Regions from separate parts of the Homo sapiens genome. Here region 2 is linked to region 1. Evidence: read pairs that join two places in POLR2A ChIA-PET (ENCODE). Cell type or tissue: A673. All regions are shown on one strand. Links, peaks and the distances in the headings refer to the core of each region. The heading gives the core; the rest is flanking DNA.

Region 1 (8,337 bases), core at 210-8,209:
TTCTTTTTCTTTCTTTTTTTTTTCCTTGATGGAGTCTTGCTCTGTCACCCAGGCTGGAGTGCAGTGGCACAATCTCGGCTCACTGCAACCTCCACCTCCCAGGTTCAAACAGTTCTCCTGCCTCAGACTTCCGACTAGCTTGGATTACAGGCACATGCCACCATGCCCGGCTAATTTTTATATTTTTAGTAGAGGCGGGGTTTCACCATGTTGCCCAGGCTGGTCTTGAACTCCTGACCTTGTGATCCACCTGCCTTGGCCTCTGAAGGTGCTGGGATTACAGGTATGTGCCACTGTGCCCAGTCTGCCTGCTTTTCGATATAATGGGTGAGATTTTAACTCATTATAGTATTGATTTGCCTTTCTCTGATGATTAGTGATGCTGAACATTTTTTCATGTACCTGTTGGTCATTTATATGTCTTCTTTTGAAGATTTCAGATCATTTGCCCATTTCTTTATTTTTTTTAGAAAGTGTCTCACTTCATTGCCCACACTGGAGAGCAGTAGTGCAGTCTTGGCCCACTGCAACATCGGCCTCCTGGACTCAGGTGATTCTCCCACCTCAGCCTCCCGAGTAACTGTGATTACAAGTGCGTGCCACCACACCCAGCTAATTTTTGTATTTTTTGTAGAGACAGGGGTTTCTGCCATGTTGCCCAGGCTGGTCTCGAACTCCTGAGCTCAAGTTATCCGCCTGTGTCAGCCTCCCAAAATGCTGGGAATTTCCCCATTTAGAAATGTAATTTTTTGTGGGTTTGTTTTTGTTTTGTTTTTTTGCTAGTAAGTTGTTTGAGCTCCTTATACAGTCTGATTATTAATCCCTTGTAAGATGGGTATTTTGCAAATATTTTCTCCCATTCTACAGGTTGTCTCTTAATTTTATTGATTGTTGCCTTTGCTGAGCAGAAGTTTTTAGCTTGATCAAATCCCATTTGTCTATTTTTGCTTTTGTTATTTGCCCTTTTGAAGTATTACACAAAAATTTTTTTCCCCAGAACAATCTCCTGGAGCATTTCCCCCAATGTTTTTTTCTAGTAGTTTCATAGTTTCAGGGTTTGGATTTAGGTCTTCAGTCCATTTTGATTTGATTTTTTGTGTATGCTGAAAGATGAGGAGTCTAGTTTCTTGTTTTTTATTTTGAGACAGAGTCTTGCTCTGTCACCAGGCTAGAGTGCAGTGGCACAGTCTCGGCTCACTGCAACCTCCGCCTCCTGGGTTTAGAGCAATTCTCCTGTCTCAGCCTCCTGAGTAGCTGGGATTACAGGCATGCGCCACCACGCTCAGCTAATTTTTGTACTTTTAGTAGAGACAGGGTTTTGCCATGTTGGCCAGGCTGGTCTTGAACTCCTGACCTCAAGTGATCCACTTGCCTCAGCCTCCCAAAGTGCTGGGATTCCAGACATGAGCCACCGCATCCAGCCTAGTTTTATTTTTCTGCGTATAGTTATCCAGTTTTCTCAGCACCATTTATTGAAAAGACTGTTCTTTCCCCCATTGTATTTTCTTTGTGCTTTTTCGTGAAGATGAGTGGATTGTAAATTTTTGGATTTATATCTGGGTTCTCTGTCGTCCATTGGTCTGTGTGTCTGCTTTTATGCCAGTATTGATACTGGAAAGGTTCCCTTGTCCCCCTCACAGGGTGTGTGATGGGGGTGTGGCTCCCTTCTTCAGTGCCCTGCTGTTCAAACCTTTAGGGAAACATACAGATGGGCAGGTTATGGGTCTCTGACACCAGGGGCAGCATCTAGGGGTGACTGTTTACAGCTCCTGAAGCCCCAGTGCGTTTGTGTTAATGTGTGCTCTTTTAGTTTTGCTGTCTCTAGGTGGCTTGTATTTATCAGCTCAATTAGACCCTCTGCATTATCGCAAGGGTTTTCTGTATCCCGGATTCTTGCCTTGATGTACCAGAAAAGTCGGATCACATGTGGGCTTGGAGAATGAGTGCAAGATTTTACTGAATGGTAGAAGTAGCTCTCAGCAGCTGGACGGTGAGCCAGAAGGGGATTGGGAAGGCAGTTTTCCCCTGGAGTCGGGCCTCTCAGCGGCCGTACTTTCCTCTGACTGCCCCACCCTAACTCCGCATCGTTCTGCTGGTCAGTGGCCTGCCGGCATCTGCCAGTGCCTGTCAGTGTGCTCTTCAACTGATGTGTTCCTCTGGACGTCCAGCCACTTGTGCGTTCTTCTGCTGATATGTTCCTCTCAACGTCCAGCCAATTGTATGTCTCTGCTTGCTGGGGTCTTGGGATTTTTATAGGCACACCTTGGGGGCGTGGCAGGCCAGGGTGGTCTTGGAAAATGCAACATTTGGGCACCAAGGCAGGAGTGCCTGTCCTCACCTAGGTCTGTGGGCACAGGCCTGAGGGTGGAGCCCTAGCCAGGCACCTGCCTTTCTCTACCCAGCACTTCCCTGCCCTGCTCCTGTATCAGTACCATGCTGTTGTGGTTACTATAGGTTTTTAGTAAGTTTGAAGTCAGGTAGTATGATGCTGCCAGTTTTGTTATTTGCTCAGGATTTTTTGGCTATTTGGGGTCTTTTGAGGTTCCATGTATGTTTTAGGATTCTCTTTTTCTTTCTCTATGAAGAATGTCATTGATATTTTGATAGGGATTGCATCGAATTTGTAAATTGCTGTGGATAGTATTGTCATTTCAACAAAATGAATTCTGGCTGGGTGTGGTGGCTCACGCCTGTAATCCCAGCACTTTGGGAGACCAAGGCAGGCAGATCACTTGAGGCCAGGAGTTCAAGACCAGCCTGGCCATCATAGTGAAACCCCATCTCTACTAAAAATACAAAAAATTAGCTGGGTATTGTGGTGCGTGCCTGTAATCCCAGCTACTCGGGAGGCTGAGGCAGGAGAATTGCTTGAACCTGGGAGGTTGAGTTTGCAGAGAGCCAAGATCGAGCCACTGCACTCCAGCCTGGGTGACACAGCAAGACTGTCTCAAAAGAAAAAAAAAAAAAGAAAGGAAAAAAAATTAATTATTCCAATCCATGAACATAGAATACCTTTCCATTTTGTGTGTGTGTCCTCTTCAATTTCTTTCATCAGTATTTTATAGTTTTCCTTTTATAGATCTTTCACATCTCTGGCTAAACTGATTCCTAGGTATTTTATATTCTTTGTAGCTATTTTAACTTGGATTACTCACTTGGGATTTCTTTTTTAGATTGTTTACTGTTGATGTATATAAATTGTATTGATTTTTGTATTTTGATTTTCTATCCTGCAATCTTTCCTCAATTTATCAGTTCTAACAGTTTTTTGGTGGAATCTTTAGGTTTTTCTAAATATAAGGTCATGTTATCTGGTAACAAGGCTAATTTGACGACCTCCTTTCCAATTTGGAGACCCTTTATTTCTTTCTCTTGCCTGATTGCTCTGGCCTTTCCTTTTTTAATAGCTAAAGACATTTTTTTTTTCTTTCGAGACGGAGTCTTGCTCTGTTGCCCAGGCTGGAGTGCAGTGGTGCAATCTTGGCTCATTGTAACCTCTGCCTTCCGGGTTCAAGTGATTCTCCTGCCTCAGCCTCTCAAGTAGCTGGGATTATAGGCGCCCACCACAACGCCCAGCTAATTTTTGTATTTTTAGTAGAGACAAGGTTTTACCACATTGGCCAGGCAGCTCTCGAACTCCTGACCTCAAATGATCCACCCCCCTCGGCTTTCCAAAGTGCTGGGATTACAGGCATGAGCCACTGCGCCCGGCCAGAAAATTATTATAGGGATTTTAAAACAAAAGTCTTGCAACAAATTATATAAATAACACTTTACCTTTATTAAGTGCTTTTCAAAAAATGACATCAAGACCACCCTGGACTGCCAGCATCCTTGCTATCCTATTCACACTCCGTCTTCTAAATCCGAAAATGAAAGCTAATTAGTAATGAGTGTGGCACTTAATATTCTCTAAATGTTAAAGGACTGCCTATTATAAGGTGACCATTTAAATAGTTGTTCTTTTTTTTCCTTTTTTTTTCTTTTTGAGTGAAAAAAGGGTACTTAGACATTAGAGGTGTTAGATGCATACTGCTTTCTGAAACATTGATTAAAGGCGGAAAATATGTACATCCTAGAACTTAGGAAATGGTGATTTTTGGGGGCTTCCTCTTAATCATTTGTCAAATGAACTGGATGATTCTAGGTTATTGCTGTACTTGTATTTTGGGAGCGATAGGGAGGTAGCAGTATATTCCAAACAAATTTATTCCATACAAAATCTGTTACATTTTACAAGTACTTGCAAAACTGAAAGTCATACCTTACTCAAAATTTCTTCCTTAATTTTACCCTCACTGCTTTACTCTTTGTATTAAAGTCAGTGAAATTGTCAAAAGTGAAGAGACTGGATTATCAAGATACAGTGAATGGAAAGGGATGCCAAAAACTCAGTGTTTATAAATTGAATTTGTTACCATTTGAAATTTCTTTGTTTAATCTTCAGGAGATTTCACCAAAATGATGTATGTCTTGCTGATGATGTCTTTCATATAATTCTAGACAAATTAACTAGAAATGAATGTATATAATTGATATAGTTTGGATATTTGTCCCCTCCAAATCTTATATTGAAATGTGATCCCCAATGTTGGAGGTGGGGCCTCGTGGGAGGTGTTTGGATCATGGGGGCAGATCCCCACGAGTGCCTGGGTGCTTTCCCCACAGTAATGAGTGCGCTGTCACTCTATTAGTTCATGAAAGAGCTGGTTGTTTAAAGGAGCCTGGTACTTCCTCCTCTCTCTCATGCTTCCTCTCTCACCATGTGACATGCTTGTTCTCTGCTCCCCCTTCACTTTCTGTCACAAGTGAAAGCTTTCTGAGGCCTCATGAGAAGCTGAGCAGATGCTGGTGCCATGCTTATACAGGCTGCAGAACCGTGAGCCAAAAAAACCTCTTTTCTTTATAAAAATTACCCAGCCTCAGGTATTCCTTTATAGCAATGCAAAACAGACTAACATATTAATTGTACTATAGAACTAAAAGTTGGTTAAAAATTCAGTTTCAGAAGCCTGTCTTTCCTAGGTTAAAATTCTGACTCTGCTGCTTCATTGATGTATGACTTTGGACAAGTTACTTAATCTCTTTGGGCTCTGGTTTCCCCCAGCCCTAAAATGAGGATACCAGTATTCCTTGTGGAGTCATCTAAAGGCTTAATACTGGTAAATAACTTACAGTAGTAAAATGCCACATAACAAGCATTTAAATATTAGCTATTGCTTTTATTATAAAAATAAGAGTTTATTAATGAGGTCAATGTTAGGCTTAAACACTAGATTACTAAGGTCACGTAATTTCCTGGTGACTGGCAGTTTAAAGATGAGATATACCACATGTGAATTGGTATAATAAACCATTTAATGGTGTATAGACAACATTTATGTGTACTATACAACAGTATACTTCCAATTCCTTTCTCCCATCCTCTGTGCTATTGTTACGTGTTTTACTTTTACATATTCTATAAAGACACTTTACATTTCTTCTCTTACTGATGTAGACTGCTAGTTAATCTTTCACAGTGATTAAAAATAAGAAAAATGCTTTTATATTTACCTTCATTTATGCCATTTCCAGTATTCTTATTTCTTTATGGAGGTACATGTATCTCTAATGGCATAATATTTCCTCCAGCCTGAGGTACTTTCTTGTACCCCTTTTTGCTGGTAATGACTTCTCTGTTTTTGTTTCCGTAAAAAAAAAAAATAAAAAAATAAAGGGAAGCAAAATATCTTTTCTTTTTGAAAGATATTTTCACCAGGTACAGAACTTATGGTTGAGTTTTTTTCCTTTAGTGCTTTCAATATTTCACACCATTGATTTCTGGCTTACATAATTTTTGATGATAATCCAGCTATAATTTTTGGGTTTTTTTTAATGTAATTTTGTTTTTCTTCTGGCTGCCTTAAACATTTTCTTTTTATCTTTGGTTTTGAGAAGTTTCAATGTGATTTGTCTAGTTGGTTTTTGGGATTATAGGTGTGATCTATTCTGCTTGTTCTCTGAACTTCTTAATATCTGTGGTTTTGTGTCTATTCATTTTGAAAATCCCCAACCTTATCTCCTCAGATATTTATTTTGCCCCATTCTCTTTTTTTTGTAGGATATCAGGATTACTTGAATGTTACATCATTGATATGATCTCACAGCTCTTGGGTTTTCTGTTCTGTCTACCTTCCCCTGCCCGCTCTCCTCACATTTTCCCCCTTTTGTTTCGTTTTGGATAATCTCTTATGCAACTCTGTTGAGTTTATTCTTGAGCCATTCCAAAGCATTCTTCAAACTCCATTAGCATATTTTTCCTTCGTCTCTGACAATATATTGGGTTTTTCCTTCTTTCTGTGACTTAAAATTTATGGTTGAAACATAAGTGCTTCATATAGGACAGAAGAGACTGAGCCAAGTAGTATCTTCCTTCAGCTTGGGAAGTTGAGTCAATATAGTCTATAGTTTAGCTTAATTTTGGTCTTGTTGCTATGGTTACCCTAAGTGCTATAGAGACTTCAATTTCCATTCTAGGGTTACTTTTTTTTTTTTAGGGGTTAGGGCTCTTTCTTAGAGGTTTTTTCTAATGTTTGCTCTACCTTCAACTTTTGATGTTACCTTCTATTTGTTATCACACCTCAAAGACATTCTCTGTAGTCCTATTTCTGTCTCAGTTTTAGGCAGGTGCTGTGTCCCTGGATATTAGGGGTGACACTTTTACATTGATCTTCCTTCTTCCCAGTGATAGGGGATCTGTAAGGTCTGGGGCCATTATGTTTTCCTGCCCTTCCCCAGGGATAAAGGTGTTTTTGTTTTTGTTTTTCCCTGTTATTTTCTTCTAGTTGGGAGTGGGAGATGGGGCAACTAAAAATAGTTATTTTACAAAGTGTATTAGTTCTGTTTATTTGGTTTTTTAAAAAATACTTTTAATGTTCTGTAGCTATTTCCTTTGGCTAGTTTTTGCTGGGTTGAGTTATCACTGGCACTAGAGATAGATAGTTTTTGACATCAGTTGTCAGGTGTTATTAAATATATTTATAAATATAATTTGGTGACTAATATATATTTTCAGTTTTCATATTGACTAACTTCTCGAATTATTGTTTAATCATGCATTTTTATTGACAAAAACTTTGCCTGGCAGATAGTAGGCACTCAACAAAGAACTGTTGAATGAGTGAATTTATTGTGATTTCTGTTGTCCCTTTCCTATGCATAGTTTTTCTTCTTTATTTCTGATTACTATAATACTTATTTCTGAGAGTGTTAAAAAATATTTTTTTGAGTCTCTTTGAATTTCTGAACATTCAGTTAGAGAGTATCTTTTTTTCCAATCAAAGTAATGTGCGTAAGTTTTCCCAGGTTTGAAGGAAGTTGTGTAATTGCACAAAATTCTTATCACATTATTGTGGCTATTGGAGGACCTTTGTACTCTTGGACCTTGATAAGGACTCCCAAGAGAAAGAATAAATAATTCAGTTGTGTGGGTCTGTAATATGCAGATACTCCTCTACTTACCTGGGATTACAGCCCGATAAACCCATTGTAAGTTGGGAATATTGTGAGTTGAAAAGGCATTTCATACACCTAACCTACCAAACATCAGAGCTTAGCCTAGACTGTTTTAAATGTGCTCAGGCCAGGCGCGGTGGCTCATGCCTATAATGCCGGCACTTTGGGAGGCCAAGGTGGGCAGATCATTTGAGGCCAGGAGTTCGAGACCAGCCTGGCCAACATGGTGAAATGCCATCTCTACTAAAAATACAAAGTTAGCCTGGCATGGTGGCACATGTAATCCCAAGTGGCCTGTAATCCCAGCTACTTGGGAGACTGAGGCAGGAGAATTGCTTGAACTGGGAGGTGGAGGTTGCAGTGAGCCAAGATGACGCCATTGCACTCCAGCCTGGGCGACAGGAGCAAAACTCCATCTCAAATAAATAAATAAATAAATAAATAAATAAATAAATAAACAAACAAAATATTTATATATATGTGCTCAGAACACTTACATTAGCCTTCAGTTGGGCAAAATCATCTAGTGCAAATCAGATTTTATAATAAAGTGTTAAATATCTTATGTAATTTATGGAGTACTGTATGGTTTCTACTGAATGTGTATCACTTTCACACCATTGTAAAGTTGAAAAATCAAGCTGAGGACCATCTGTACGTATTTTACAGTAGTCACAGTCTATTCTAGGCTGAGTGCAATAATAAGGTCCAAAAGAGGAAGAAGAGGGAGAAACTTAACATGATTTCACTAAAATTTACCAGGGCCTGTTGTGGAGGTGGAGATAAAATTTGTTAAAGATGATAGCTGCCTCAGATTCCTCAACAACTGAAATGCCTCCT
Region 2 (8,337 bases), core at 34-8,033, 74 kb after region 1:
CTTATAAAACTTCTAATGATAATTTTTGTGCGTTGCCACCTATTTCACACTTTGTTTGATGTATTTAATTTCTTTTGTACATACAGAGGATGGTTAGAACGAGAGAGCAGGTATGGTCTGCAAGCAGGACACAACTGGTTTATCATCTCCATGCAGTGGTGGCAACAGTGGAAAGAATATGTCAAATACGTGAGTTAGATTCCTGTCTATTTACATTTTTCACAGGATTTTCAGCTGCGTGAGACTTCCAGCCAATAATAAAATGCTATGACTACCAGCCAATAATAAAATGCTCCAACTTAAATAAAGATTCGAAGGGAAAGGAAATGAGTGTTTATATGATACTTGCTATGGTCTAGGCTTTGTGATTACACTTCCACATACATTTCTTTCCTTGCAACAACCCTAAAAAAAGATAATATTGGGTACGGGGGTACCTGCATATGTCACATACATCACATCTCATTTATTTCTCGCACCACCCTTGTGAGGAAGATAATATTATACCCATTTTACCTGTGGGGAACCTGGTGCTGAAAGAAAAAGTAACCTGAATGTCATGATCAGGGTGGAAGATCTGGGATCAAACCGAAGGACTGACTTTAAAGCTTATATTCTCTCAACTACATCATTTACATTGTCCTTTATTTTACCTTTTCCATTAAAATGGAATTTTTTTCAGAACTAGAAAATTGAAAAGAGTAATGCCAAGAATCAAGTATTTGCCTTCTTGGAGAGCCAACTGATATATACACTCATTGCCAAATGATCACTAACGAAAATTCTAATCATTTGATTCCTATTTGCCTGTATTTCCTCTGTCACTGCTTATTATCAGAATATTGGTAGTTACATACTTTTTACATTATCTATCTCATCATTCTTTCTCATCCTTTTTCCATTTTGCAGAGTTTATTAATGTGTTTTCACATGTAAAATATATTAATTGGGAAACACGGACTTTGGTGTCTCTGAAGGAATAAAAAGTAGGCAAATGACTTCCTGGACCTTGTAGGTAGATAATGATGGTATGTGTAGGTAGAAAAATGAGAATATTGGGGTACAGCATCAGTCATTATTTTGAAATACTTTTTTGGTTTTTATATTTGTAGCTTGGCCTTAGAATGAGTGGTTGTTAATGTTTTAATGAGTATAGACTCAAAGAATAACCTAGTTTTGTCTTGGATGTATTACGTTTTGTTTTCCGTAGGAACACAATAGAGATCTTACTCTTAGCAGCGTGTCCCTTATAAACAGACTGAACTGCACTGACAAGAACATGAACCTGGTTTATTGTTGCCTACCATAGTCCTTTTGTGCACTAAAGAAATTTGGGGAGGGTAGTAAGGGAGAGGTATACATGGGAGAATCTACATATTCCCTTCTCCACTCTGGCATTTGATATTATTTTCTAGCATGCGTCTGTCAAATGCAAACTTTAAAATTTACTTAAGAATGAAGTCTGGCTGGGCCTGTAATCTCGGGACTTTGAAACGCCCAGATAGGGGGATCACCTGAGCCTAGGAATTCAAGACCAGCCTGGGCAACATAGTGAGACTCCATCTCTACAAAACAAAAAAAAATTTTTTTTTTTCTGAGACGGAGTCTTGCTTTTGTCGCCCAGGCTGGAGTGCAGTGGCGCGATCTCGGCTCACTGCAAGCTCCGCCTTCCAGGTTCACGCCATTCTTCTGCCTCAGCCTCCCGAGTAGCTGGGACTACAGGCACGTGCCACCACGCCCGGCTAATTTTTTTTTGTATTTTTAGTAGAGATGGGGCTTCACTGTGTTAGCCAGGATGGTCTCAATCTCCTGACCTCGTGATCTGCCCTCCTCGGCCTCCCGAAGTGCTGGGATTACAGGCGTGAACCACCACGCCCGGTCCAAAAAAATTTTTTTTTAAATTAGTCATGCTTGAGCCGGGTGTGGTGGCTCACACCTGTAATCCCAGCACTTTGGGAGGCCAAGGCGGGCGGATCACGAGGTCGGGAGATCGAGACCATCCTGGCTAACACGGTGAAACCCCGTCTCTACTGAAAATACAACAAATTAGCCGGGCATGGTGGCAGGCGCCTATGGTCCCAGCTACTCGGGAGGGTGAGGCAGGAGAAAGGCTTGAACCCGGGAGGCGGAGCTTGCAGTGAGCCGAGATCGCGTCACTGCACTCCAGCCTGGGCGACAGAGCAAGACTCCATCTCAAAAAAAAAAAAAAATTAGTCATGCTTGGTAGTGTGCGCCTGTAGTCCCAGCTACTTGGGAGGCTGAGGTGGGAGGATTGCTTGAGCCTGATAGGTCAAGACTGCAGTGAGCCATGATCACACCACTACACTCCAGTTTGGGTGACAGAGCAAGACCCTGTCTCATAACATAAATGAATAAATAAAGGCAAACTTAGAGTTACAATAAACCTGGGAGGAGAGGAGTATCGCTTTATATGGAGAGAAAGGAGGCAGAGTATGGGAATTTATTCAATAAGATGGGGAAAAATGTAAGTGGAGTAACAGCAGTACTTTCTGAAAATACATATTAATTAGAAAAGTGTTTTTACTAAATAAAGAGACAGGGAACTATGGCAACTTATTAATAAGGTGGGGGAAATGTAAGTTGACTAATAACAATCCTCTGAACATGTTTTAATTAGAAAAGTGTTCTTTTCTAAAAGTAAATGCAAATAACTGCACACTGACAGATTTTTTAAAAATGTTTTTAAACTGAATTCAAGTAACCTTTTTAAAAAAGTGACATTCTGGGCCTTGTTTCCTCCATGTGTAAAATTAGAGTAATAATAATAATCGCCCTCATAGTGTTACGAGGATTAAATGAGTTTGATGCATGTTAAGTGTTTTGTTGTTGTTGTTTGCTTGTTTGTTGAGACAGGATCTTCCTTTGTTGCCCAGGCTGGAGTGTAGTGGCACAATCATAGCTCACTACAGCCTCAACCTCATGGACTGAGGCAATTCTCCCACCTCCTGAGTAGCTGAGACTCCAGGCATGCACTACCACACCTGGCTAATTTTTTGATTTTCTGTAGAGATGGGGTCTCACTATGCCTGCCAGGCTAGTCTCGAACTCCTGGGCTCAAGCGATTCTCCTGCCTTGGGCTCTCAGAGTGCTAGGATTACAGGCACCCAGACTCTTGTTAAGTATTTTAAAACAGTGTCTGGTACATAGTAAGTACTAAATAGGTAGCTATTATTATGAGAAACTTCAATAAGGTAATTGTAGTGAGCTTGGACTCTTGTCCCTTGCACTTGCTTTATGACCTTGAATAAATTACTACTTCTTGCTCTACCTCAGTTTTCACATATGAACAATGAGATTAATAGTAATATCTATTTAAGTAGGGATGTGAGAATTAAATGAGTTAATACATGTGAAGCACTTAGCCCAGTGCCTGGCAGATAGAAACTCTATATAAGGTTAAAGGTAATAATGGTGGTAGTAGTAGCAGTAGTTATATGAGGATTTAAATTTCTTCTTTCATGCCAGGCATGGTGGCTCACGCCTATTATCCCAGCACTTTGGGATGCCAAAGCAGGCAGATCACTTGAGGCTGGGAGTTCAGCACCAACCTGCCCAACCTGGAGAAAACCCGTCTCTACTAAAAATACAAAAATTAGCCGGGTATGGTGGTGTATGCCTGTAATCCCAGCTACTCAGGAGGCTGAGACACAAGAATAGCTCGAACCTAGGAGGCAGAGGTTGTAGAGAGCCAAGATGATGCCACTGCACTCCAGCCTGGGCAACAGAATGAGACTGTATTTAAAAAAAAAAAAAAAAAAATCAAATTTCTCTTTCCAGTCCATGTGGCCACTTTGACAAACGCCTTGTTTAAAAAAAAAAAAAAAAAAAATTTGGGCCAGGTGCAATGGCTCACACCTGCAATCCCAGCTCTTTGGGAGGCTGAGGCAGGCAGATCACTTGAGACCAGGAGTTCCAGACCAGCCTGGCCAACATGGTGAAACCCCGACTCTACTAAAAATATAAAAATTAGCCTGGCGTGGTGGCGTGTGCCTGCAGTTCCAGCTACTTGGGAGGCTGAGGCAGGAGAATCGCTTAAACCCAAGAAGCAGAGGTTGCAGTGAGCCGAGATCATGCCACTGCACACCATCCTGGATGACAGAGTGAGACTCCATCTCAAAAAAAAAAAAAAAAAAAAAAGAAAAAGAAAATTAGTGTTGACATGTCAGATAATTTGATCTTAGAGCTTCATCTGCCTACCTAAGAGAGTACTTAGCTTTAATTTTTTCTCTTCATAAAATGACATATTTACTTACGAATATTACTAATTGTGAGGGTAGTATGTTTCAAATACTGGCAAGACTAAATGGAAAGATCAGAGACCAAGGGATCAGGAAAAATGAGCCATCCTTTCTTAGAAGTGGCTAACCCCAGATTTGCTGATTCACTGGAGCATGAATAATTTGATTGTGTCTCTGCTCATGGAATCTTACCAGTCTTTCCCCGCTTTAATGTGTCAAGCTTTATTCTTCTATGTGTAATCTCCTAAAAAAATGTAAATGGGGAAGAATGGTGAAATCTTTTCTATCATTATTACATTACATAATGTGTATCTTCCTTTTTGAGAACTATGAAGGAGCAGCTATTACTATTCACATGCAGATTTTCCTATTTAGTTATCACGTAACTTTAGAGCTAGAAGATACTTTAAATCACCTTTCGTGCCTCTCTCCCATGGGCTTTGGGGGGTCCCTGTTCTCCTTAGCCAAGGCTGGAGGCCAAGAGCAGCCCTCGAGGATCGTCGTCAGGACTGCCACGAGTGGGGCAGCCTTGTTTTCCTGCCTCAGACATGTGTAGTTGAGTGGGAAATAAAAGGAATGAAACACCTCTCTTCTCTGAATTTACAAATGAAGCCTCTGAGGTCCTTAGGTTTTATAATTGCCCAAAGCTGTATCAGACAATTATTTTATTACTTTATCTAGCACTCTAGAGCTCAGTGTCCTGAGTCCTGCCTTAGTACCTAATCTGTTGCTCCATGCTGCCCTCTATTTTTCCAAAGCTAGCATTTCAGTCACTAGTGAAATATGAAATTGACATAACTGTTAATTGATTCTTGTAACATACCTATGTACAGGGCATAAAAAGTAGTAGTATCATCAATAGAGAAAAAGGTGAATCTTGACCCATATTTTAGAACACATAAACTATTTATACAACTCACAGGGAATCCTAAAATCTCAAAATAAAATTCTCTTATATTAAAATAAGTACCTAGTCCTTTTGTGAATTGTTGACTCAGAAAATGAGGACATTTCTCTCTACAGGTGAAACTTTACCTATTTAGAAATCTATCTTCTGAAAACCAGGGTTCTAGGATAATTTTGAATAGTTCCAGACCCCTGAAGTCAATAAAAACAAAACATGATCCTTTGATGTTTTAGAAAAACAAAAATTTCCGCAAGCAGCCAGAAATGAACAGTCAAAAAAAGCTAGTGACTCTAAGATTCTGCAATATATAACTGTGATTGGTTTGTTCATCTTATAGAAGGAAAGTGGTAATAAGATTAATCGGATGAAAAGGTAGCTATTTCACTGAAAGCCAAGAAGGGTAGAAGGAACAAGAAAAATAAGCGTGTAGGAAGGGGAAGAAGGAACCTGAGTTGTGCTGACAGTTTCAGGCAGTGGAGAACAGTGAGAGCATCAGGTTCCTGTAATAGAAAAGAAAGCCGAAGACAATGAGAAGACAGACCAGTCTAGTTTGTTTGGAGCATTGGAAGAGAAGCAAAGAAAAGCCCATATTCTCCAAGTCTAAAGGTTATTACTCACTGTACCATGTTAAAAGCATGTGGTAGAACCGCAGTTGCTAGAGGCAAATGTTGCAATCTCTGAGAAGTTATTAGAATCATCCTGTTCACAAATTATTATAAAATTTAGCCTAGCAAATTTAATGCCTGGTAATATTTTTATTATCCTGTTTTCTTGCCAGTGATATATATAGATTTAACCTATGGACTGAGCTCTTCAGAATGAGAAGCATTATTACAGGAATGGTTTCATTTACATTTTCTTTAGAAACATAGGCACCATGTAAGACTTTCAAACATGTTAAAACATTTAAGATACAATTCCAAATATTACTCCTTGAAATTCTCTTACATGCCCATCTTAGAGGAAAACTTGAAGAAAATTGTTTGCTCAAATAGACCCAATCTTCCTCAAAATATATTACTACAAATTTTTTAGAAAGTAATTTGTGGTCGGGCGCAGTGACTCACGCCTGTAACCCCAGCACTTTGGGAGGCCAAGGCAGGTGGATCACCTGAGGTCAGGGGTTCAAGACCAGCCTGGCCAACGTGGCGAAACCCTGTCTCCACCAGAAATACAAAAATTAGCCAGGCGCAGTGGTGCGTGCCTGTAATCCCAGCTACTCCGGAGGCTGAGGCAGGAGAATTGCTTGAACCCAGGAGGCAGAGGTTGCAGTGACCCAACATTGCACCACTGCACTCCAGCCTGGGCAACAAAGCGAGACTCTGTCTCAAAAAAAGAAGGAAAAAAAAAGTAATTTGTAATGCATCAACTTTATATAAATGGAATATAGAAGTGAGTATAAATTTATAAACGGATTACCTTGCCAAAAATGTGATGGTTATTGAAACATCATTTAAGATCACTTATAGCAAAACTAAAGTGATTTTTCTGGAGGAAAACAAAGTGACTTGGAAGACTTTAATTTTTCTCAAAGGTGGCGCTGTTACTCTTTCAAAATGGTTTTGCTGTCTGTCTTGCTCCATCTTTATGGGCAGGAAGCAAATGACCTGAAAACTAAATAAATCTAAATCTTCTTCTAAAACACAAGTTCCAGAGCAGGTAGCAGATTTAATAACAAGTCAATTTCTAAGCTCTTAACATCTGGAGCACATTATAAAAACAAATGCATGAGACTATAATCCTCACTAGGGCAATAGTTATTAATTCTGGCTGCATATGTAGTGAGATCACATAGAGAACTTTAAAAATGAAAAAATGCCTTTGGCCGGGTGACTCATGCCTGTAATCCTAGTACTTTGGGAGGCCAAGGCAGGAGGATTGTTTGGATCCTCCAGGAGTTTGAGACCAGTCTGGGTAACATATTGAGACCCCATCTCTATGAAAACTTTAAAAATTAGTTGGGCATGGTGATGCATGCCTGTGGTCCTAGCTGAGGTGGAAGGATCACTTGAGCTCAGGAGTTCAAGGGTATAGTGAGCTATAGGCGACTGAGCAAGACCCTGTATTAAAAAAAGAGCCTTTGCTATACTCCAGACTAAAAAAATCAAAAAGCATAAGTGAAAAAAAAAAGTTGAATTGATTTAAATAATAAGGCATTTATGTTTATGGAAAATTTTCTTTTGAAACCTAATTTAACCAGGTGAGGTGGCTCACACCTGTAATCCCACCACTTTGGGTGACTGAGGCAGGAGGATTACCTGAGGCTAGAGTTTGAGACCAGCCTGGGCAATACAGTAAGACTCCATTTCTACCAAAAAAAAAAACAAAAACAAAAAAAACAAAGAGTCTCGCTCTGTTGCTCTGGCTGGAGTGCAGTGGCATGATCTCAACTCACTTCAACCTCCACCCCCTGGGTTGAGGCCATCCTCCCACCTCAGCCTCTCAAGTTACTGGGGACTAAAGGTGCACACCACCATGCCCCACTATTTTTTTTTAATATTTTTTTGTAAAGACGGGATCTATCCACGTTGCTCGGGCTGGTCTCCAACTCTCCTGAGCTCAAGTGATCCAGCCACCTTGGCTCCCAAAGTGCAGGGATTACAGACATGAGCCACCATCCCTGGCCAAAACTTGTTTTAATTAAAAAAAAAAAAAAAAAGAAAAAGAAAAAAGAAACCTAATTTAAATGTCATGTATTTTGTGTTGGTATGAATTCCATATTAGAAAAGCTGTGAGAAGCTTGATATTATCTTTAAGAAAATTAACACTTAGGACTAATTTATACTTCTTTTTTGACATAGATCATTTTGGTTCTACTGTCTTGTCTACAGGATTTTGGTTTCTAGGCCAGGCACAGTGGGTCACGCCTGTAATCCCAGCACACTGGGAGGCCAAGGCAGGTGGATCACTTGTGTTCAGGAGTTTGAGGCCAGCATGGTGAAACCCTGTCTCTATTAAAAATACATAAATTAGCTGTGTGTGGTGGCAGGTGCCTGTAGTTCCAGCTACTCAGGAGGCTGAGGCAGGAGAATCATTTGAAGCTAGAGGCGGAGGTTGCTGTGAGCCGAGACTGCACCACTGACCTCCAGCCTGGGCGACAGAGCTTGACTCTGTCTCAAAAAAAAAAAAAGAATTTTGACTACTTTGGTGAACCATCTAAATTTTAAAAAT

The links. ChIA-PET counts read pairs that join two places held together with the same protein. Peaks named below come from ENCODE experiments on the same cell type or tissue, not always from the same donor. Only the 100,000 strongest peaks of a DNase experiment are listed, where the experiment ranks them.
Region 2: POLR2A ChIA-PET joins it to region 1 with 15 read pairs; 4 of 35 experiments call an interaction of 5 or more read pairs at or near these places.

The regions. Positions count from the first base shown.
Region 1 is chr17:60,301,732-60,310,068 of GRCh38, reverse strand. The region is part of intron 2 of USP32 (ubiquitin specific peptidase 32); the gene reads left to right. Among named protein-coding and RNA genes, the nearest start is that of USP32, 86 kb to the left of the region's middle. RefSeq lists an enhancer at 4,870-4,919. In A673, for the core only: no CTCF peak of the experiment used is centred there; no DNase peak of the experiment used is centred there.
Region 2 is chr17:60,227,990-60,236,326 of GRCh38, reverse strand. It overlaps USP32 (ubiquitin specific peptidase 32), which reads left to right. Exons shown (of 34, transcript NM_032582.4): 12 at 87-189. It also overlaps SCARNA20. Among named protein-coding and RNA genes, the nearest start is that of CA4, 82 kb to the right of the region's middle. In A673, for the core only: CTCF peaks have their summits at 5,000 and 6,692; DNase peaks (open chromatin) are centred at 4,426, 4,976 and 6,726; H3K4me3 peaks cover 723 bases; H3K27ac peaks cover 683 bases.